2 separate regions of the Homo sapiens genome follow, and region 2 is linked to region 1. A link is an interaction called in ENCODE POLR2A ChIA-PET data of the cell type or tissue named here. Cell type or tissue: PC-9. All regions are shown on one strand. Links, peaks and the distances in the headings refer to the core of each region. The heading gives the core; the rest is flanking DNA.

Region 1 (2,908 bases), core at 216-2,715:
GTTTCCTTCTGCTAGAAAGGCTAACGTTACGAAGACTGACAGTATCAGGCATTGGTGAGGAATCTTCATGCATTCCTCTACCCCTGCCACCCCAGGCCCTTGCAACTTAAAGGACATTTACTGTAACCAAGACGGCGGGGAGGCAATGCAGCCACATCTGATTAACACAACTGAATAGGGCTCACAGAGCCCTGGGTAAGAGCATGGGCTTTGGAGCTGGAGAGTTAGGGTGGACAAGAAACATCTGCGTGCCTGCCTCCCAGAACACTGGTTTGATTCAGTACTGTTACTTTTGACAGGACTCATTCATTGCTTCTGCAGACATTTATTGAGTACCTACTACATGCCAGCATTGAGGGCCTGGAGCTGCTGTTTTTATGACTGCAAAATAAGTAGGTGGCCCTGCTGGACTTTCCTAAACTCACCTAGCTTAGCCGGTCTTACTGCCTCCTCCGTGTTCTGCATCAGGTCTCTGAGTGTCCCTTCTCCTTGAGCAGTAAATGCCACCTACAATCCAAGGCATGGAGGACAGCCGTCTATACCGCCTTTCACTTCTCAAATAGGAAAACCTACTCTCTCCCTGATGATCTTCCACCCCCTTCAACCCTCCCTGGCTTAGTGCCCTGGGGTGACTTTCAGCCTAGTAGGTGTTAGGCTTCTGCATGGCGGTGGGCATCGGCTGTGTCTCATCCCTGCAGATGTATGGATTCCTGCGGTCCCTGGGGCTGGGCTCAGGAAAATGCAAGTGCCAAGACCCCAGTTGGAGTGGAATGAAATTTACCAGGGACTTTCTCAGATACTTTCCAAGCCAGTGGCTTTTTTTTTTCTTCTTTTGACAGCGTTTCGCTCTTGTTGCCCAGGCTGGAGTGCAGTGGTGCAATCTCAGCTCACTGCAACCTCCACCTCCCAGGTTCAAGTGATTCTCCTGCCTCAGTCTCCCAAGTAGCTGGGATTACAGGAGCGCAGCAACTGCCCAACTAATTTTTGTATTTTCAGTAGAGACAGGATTTCTCCACGTTGCCCAGGCTGGTCTCAAACTCCTGACCTCAGGTGATCCGCCTGCCTCGGCCTCCCAAAGTGCTGGGATTACAGGCATGAGCCACTGTGCCTGGCTGCAACTCCATCTTGAATAGGGACTGGGTAAAATGAAGCTGAGACCTACTGGGCTGCATTCCCAGGAGGTTAGGCATTCTTAGTCACAGGATGAGATGGGCGGGGGTAGCTGAAGATACAGGTCACAAAGACCTTGCTGATAAAACAGGCTATGGTAAAGAAGCTGGCCAAAGCCCACAAAAACCAAGATGGTGATGAAAGTGACCTCCCATTGTCCTCATTGCTCATTAGGCACTAATTATAATATATTAGCATGCTAAAAGGCACTCCCACCAGCGCCATGACTATTTATAAATGCCATGGCAACATCAGGAAGTTACCATATATGGTCTAAAAAAGGGAGGAACCCTCAGTTCAGGGAATTGCCCACCCCTTCCCTGGAAAACTCATGAATAATCCATCCCTTGTTTAGCATATGGTCAAGAAATAACTGTAAGTATATTCAGTCAAGCAGCCCAGGCTGCTGTTCTGCCTATGGAGTAGCCATTCTTTATTCCTTTACTTTCTCAATAAACTTACTTTCACTTTATGGACTCGCCCCAAATTCTTTCTTGTGTAAGGTCCAATGAACTTTCTCATGGGATCTGGATTGGGACCCCTTTCTGGGAACAAAAGGAGCAAACAGCTGCTCTCCTACAGCCAGTTCATGACTTCTGACAGGGTCCATCCTGGGGGTCCATCCCAGCCTCCCCCAGATAGGAACAGAAGCCACAATCCTTGCCCCAGGCAGTTCCTCATAGAGTGACTAAACAGAGGCTACAGGCCCTTCCTTTCTACTCCCAATATTTGTTTCCCACGCCTGCATCTTAACTGTTTGCAGCTGTCTTCCATTTGACAATTACAAGCAATGTAAATGCAGATCCAGGTCGGGTTTATCTCTGAAATCTCCAGGGCCTAATCCACTACTTGGATTTCTGTAGCGGTTCAACAGTGGCTCACTGAATGAACAAATGAATGAATGGTAAGTCCTGTCCAGTGGCTGGTTCATTGTACCAGGGACCCTGATGATAAGGAGGAAGAGGCGAAGTTGTTCAAGGTTACAGCAAAGCTCAGAGCAGAACAGAAGCTGACCTTCCCAACCTCAAGGCCTGAAGTAGCCTTTCCCAGTTGGTCTGCACCCTTTAAAAGCCCTCAAATGCATTTTCTCCTCCAGATCAAGTTACTTCAGAGGCAAACCAATTCTCTTGTTAAGTAAAAAGAATGTGAAAAGATTACGTATTGATTGCCTTCCTCCCTGGGTTTTACAGATAAAGCCCCCCTACCTGGGCTCTGCACAGAGCACTGATGGGCCAAGTGGCAGCTTGACGGTAAGTCCAGGGGCCAGCACTTTGAATGGTGTGATTTTAGTGCTTTGGAAATCTCTGCCTCGTGCTGATGGCTTTATACGTTGGCATTTCCGCTCCCTGAGTTTTAAAGAATAAGAAATCTGTGGCTGATCACATATTCAGCAACCAAGTGTACTTATTTGAAGACCCAAATTGCAGAAATAACTCATGTGATTAGTTGAATGAATATGAGTCTGGATCATCAAGCTCAATCTATGGATAAATCGGGAAGAGATAACTGGGCCAAGTGGAGGGCAAGCCCTCCCCATTCTGTCTCTTCTGCTGGACCAAGACATTCCCTGCAAGGCAACTAAGGTGGGAATCCTACAGCCCCTGCTGCTTGGAGATGGTATGCCCTATTCTGCCTGTGTACTGGAACCAGCCACACCCTGTTCCCCATGGCACAGGCAGCTGGAACTCTGATTATCCCCAAAGGACAGAGCCACTGACAAACAGCCAGGCCTAGTAGG
Region 2 (2,908 bases), core at 101-2,600, 310 kb before region 1:
CCTGCTGTGGGCCATCAGAGTCAGTGGAGGTCAGAGCCTGAGTGTGAGGAATCTCTGAATCGGCACATGAGAAGGTCAACAGGTGAGACAAGTGAGGAGTTAAGGGGCGGGGGTGGAGGAATTGGGTAAGGTGCCCCCAACTGTCCCCAGGATTGGTCTCTCCTCCTTCAGCAGCCCCACCCCCAATCTCCTCCAATTCCCAGCCTTTTGCTCCAGTCCTTATGGAAAGTTCTTCCTGCACTTGACTCTTCCATAGTCCAGGCCCCATGGAGGGATTTCCCCGGTCAGTGCCCTGTGAGGGGAGTCAGGAGTGGGTGATGTCAGCCACTGAGGAATCTCTGGGGTGACGGGGGAGACACACTCTGGCCATGAGGAGTTCTGGGCTGATGAGGGAAGGCACAGGGAGTGGACAGACTTGAGTGGGTTCTGCCTCTTCCCCTGACTGCCTCGGGGGTGTTGGGCCTCTGTCCCCTTATCTCTGGGATGGGCATAATGTCAGCCAGGAATGGGTTGCCAGGTTGACGCAGGCCTGTCCCCTGAGGTCCCTCAACAAGTGGTGGCCTCCTTTCCCCTGCGTGCCTCCCCTTGATCTTGGAGGGCTGCTGATCAGACCAGGGAGCCACCGTGGGATGTTTTGCCCTCAGTGAGCAGCCAGTGTGAGAGTCCTAAAAATGGCCCACAAAGGGGACACTTGCCTCTTGGCACTAATGGCTCAGCCACTCGGTGATGAACTGCAGTTCCTGCATAACTCAGTCCTCCCACACTGAGAGGCATCCACAAAGGCCACTGGCTGCTTCGCACGCCCCCCCTTTCACTGTGCCCAGCCAACTCCTCATCCTGCAGGAGTCAGCTGAAAGCTCCCTCCCCACAAGAAGCTTCTCCAATGCTCCGCAGGCTGGGTTAGAGCCCCCGTCTAGGTCCTCATGTCATTCCTTCATCCCTCTATCCCCATACACAGTCATCCATTCATCTAACAAACACTTATGAGTGTTGAATATGGGCCAGGTTCTGAGCTAGGCCAGGAACACAACCCTGAGTAAGAGTAATCATAGCTGACACTCGTATTGCACTTACAGCGTGCCAAGCATCCCTCTTTTGTATCAGCTTGTTTCATCCTTTCCCCAACCCTAGGAGGGAGAAACTGTGATGATCCACATTTTACAGTTGGGAAAACTGAGGCCGAGGGAGCTTAAGTAATTTGCCTGAATTCTCACGGCTTAGCCAGGACTTGGACCCAGGTAGTGTGCTCCTATATCCGCTGCACCATTCCAGCTCCCAACAGGGAGGGAGACAGACGCGTCCCCACCCTCCAGAGCTCGCTGTCCTGGAGAAGACAATTATAGAACTAGGCAATTGCAGGCAATTACAGAATGAGGGGAGGGGACCCTGAGAGTACACAGAGGGGCTGCCTAGCCCAGGGGGCCAGAGAAGGCTTCCGAGGAAGTGATACCTACCCTAAGACCTGAAAGACAGCAATGTGGTTTTTAGAAAAATCGCTGTGGCTGTCTGTGTGGGATCAGACAGGAAATGGCAGGACTGGAGGCAGGGACAGCTTTTTGACTGGTCTGTCACCCCACAAGTCTCTCATTCATTCAACAGCTATTTACTGAACCCCTATTGTGGGGCCAGGCAGGTCTTAAGGGCAGTGAGCAAAGCAGAAAAAATCTTGCCCTCCTGGAACTTACCCTCCAGGGAGGGGAAATAGGCAAGAAACAAAATGAATAAATATCTCATACTATTTGACAATAACTGCTGGGGAGATGGGATGGGTTGCAATGTTAGACAGAAATACGGGAGGCCTCATAAAAAAGCTGGCATTTGGGAGGCTGAGGCAGGCGGATTACAAGGTCAGGAGATTGAGACCGTCCTGGCTAACACGGTGAAACCCCGTCTCTACTAAAAATACAAAAAATTAGCCGGGCGTGGTTGCAGGCGCCTGTAGTCCCAGCTACTCGGGAGGCTGAGGCAGGAGAATGGCCTGAACCCGGGAGGCAGAGCTTGCAGTGAGCCGAGATCGTGCCACTGCACTCCAGCCTGGGGGACAGAGCGAAACTCCATCTCAAAAAAAAAAAAAAGCTGGCATTTGTGGCCTGGTGCAGTGGCTCACATCTGTCATCTCAGCAATTTGGGAGGCCAAAGTGTGCAGATCACTTGAGGCCAAGAGTTCGAGACCAGCCTGGCCAACAAAGCAAGACCCCATCTCTACTAAAAATACAAAAACTAGCCCGGCGTGGTGGCGCACGCCTGTAATCCCAGCTACTTGGGAGGTTGAGACATGAGAATTGCTTGAAGCTGGGAGGTGGAGATTGCAGTGAGCCGAGATTACGCCACTACACTCCAGCCTGGGTGACAGAGCGAGTCTGCCTCAAAAAACAAAACAAAACAAAACAAAAAAAACTCTGGCATTTGTGTAAATTTCTGAGAAAGTGAGGGAGTGAGTGAAGAAGTATATTTCTAGGGGAAAATCGCTCCAGGCAAGAGGAACAGCCGGGCCACAGGTTCTGAGGCAGGAGTGTGCCTGCCACGTGATTGGTACGCTCTGACCTTGTTTTCACAGCACGACTCAGGCTGCAGGGAAGAGGCCGGCTGTAGGGTCAGGGACAGCAGCAGGGAGCCCTGCTGGGCCAGGCTGTAGTGCAAGTGAGCCACTGCGGTGGCTGGGACCAGGATGGCAGGGGTGGGATGAATAGAAGTAGTTGGATTCTGGGTATATTTTAAGCCAGGGCAAATTGACAGATTTGCTGATAGATTAGATGTGAGGTCCGGCCTGCACCACAGACAGGGTGGAGTTGTCATTAACTGAGATGGGGAAAACTGAGGGGAACAGTTTTAGGGAAGAAGATCAGAAGTCTGGTTCTCATATATCCTTCTTATCCCCAGCAATAATAAAATAAATGTCCAGGTTGGG

Evidence for each region. ChIA-PET counts read pairs that join two places held together with the same protein. Peaks named below come from ENCODE experiments on the same cell type or tissue, not always from the same donor. Only the 100,000 strongest peaks of a DNase experiment are listed, where the experiment ranks them.
Region 2: POLR2A ChIA-PET joins it to region 1 with 8 read pairs; 1 of 35 experiments calls an interaction of 5 or more read pairs at or near these places.

What each region holds. Positions count from the first base shown.
Region 1 is chr1:25,706,809-25,709,716 of GRCh38, reverse strand. All of the region lies in intron 2 of MAN1C1 (mannosidase alpha class 1C member 1), which reads right to left. Among named protein-coding and RNA genes, the nearest start is that of MAN1C1, 91 kb to the right of the region's middle. RefSeq lists enhancers at 168-1,143, 1,144-2,119, 2,120-2,908. In PC-9, for the core only: no CTCF peak of the experiment used is centred there; DNase peaks (open chromatin) are centred at 1,216 and 1,896; H3K4me3 peaks cover 686 bases; H3K27ac peaks cover 1,956 bases.
Region 2 is chr1:26,018,491-26,021,398 of GRCh38, reverse strand. No RefSeq gene overlaps it. Among named protein-coding and RNA genes, the nearest start is that of EXTL1, 1.8 kb to the left of the region's middle. In PC-9, for the core only: no CTCF peak of the experiment used is centred there; a DNase peak (open chromatin) is centred at 1,558.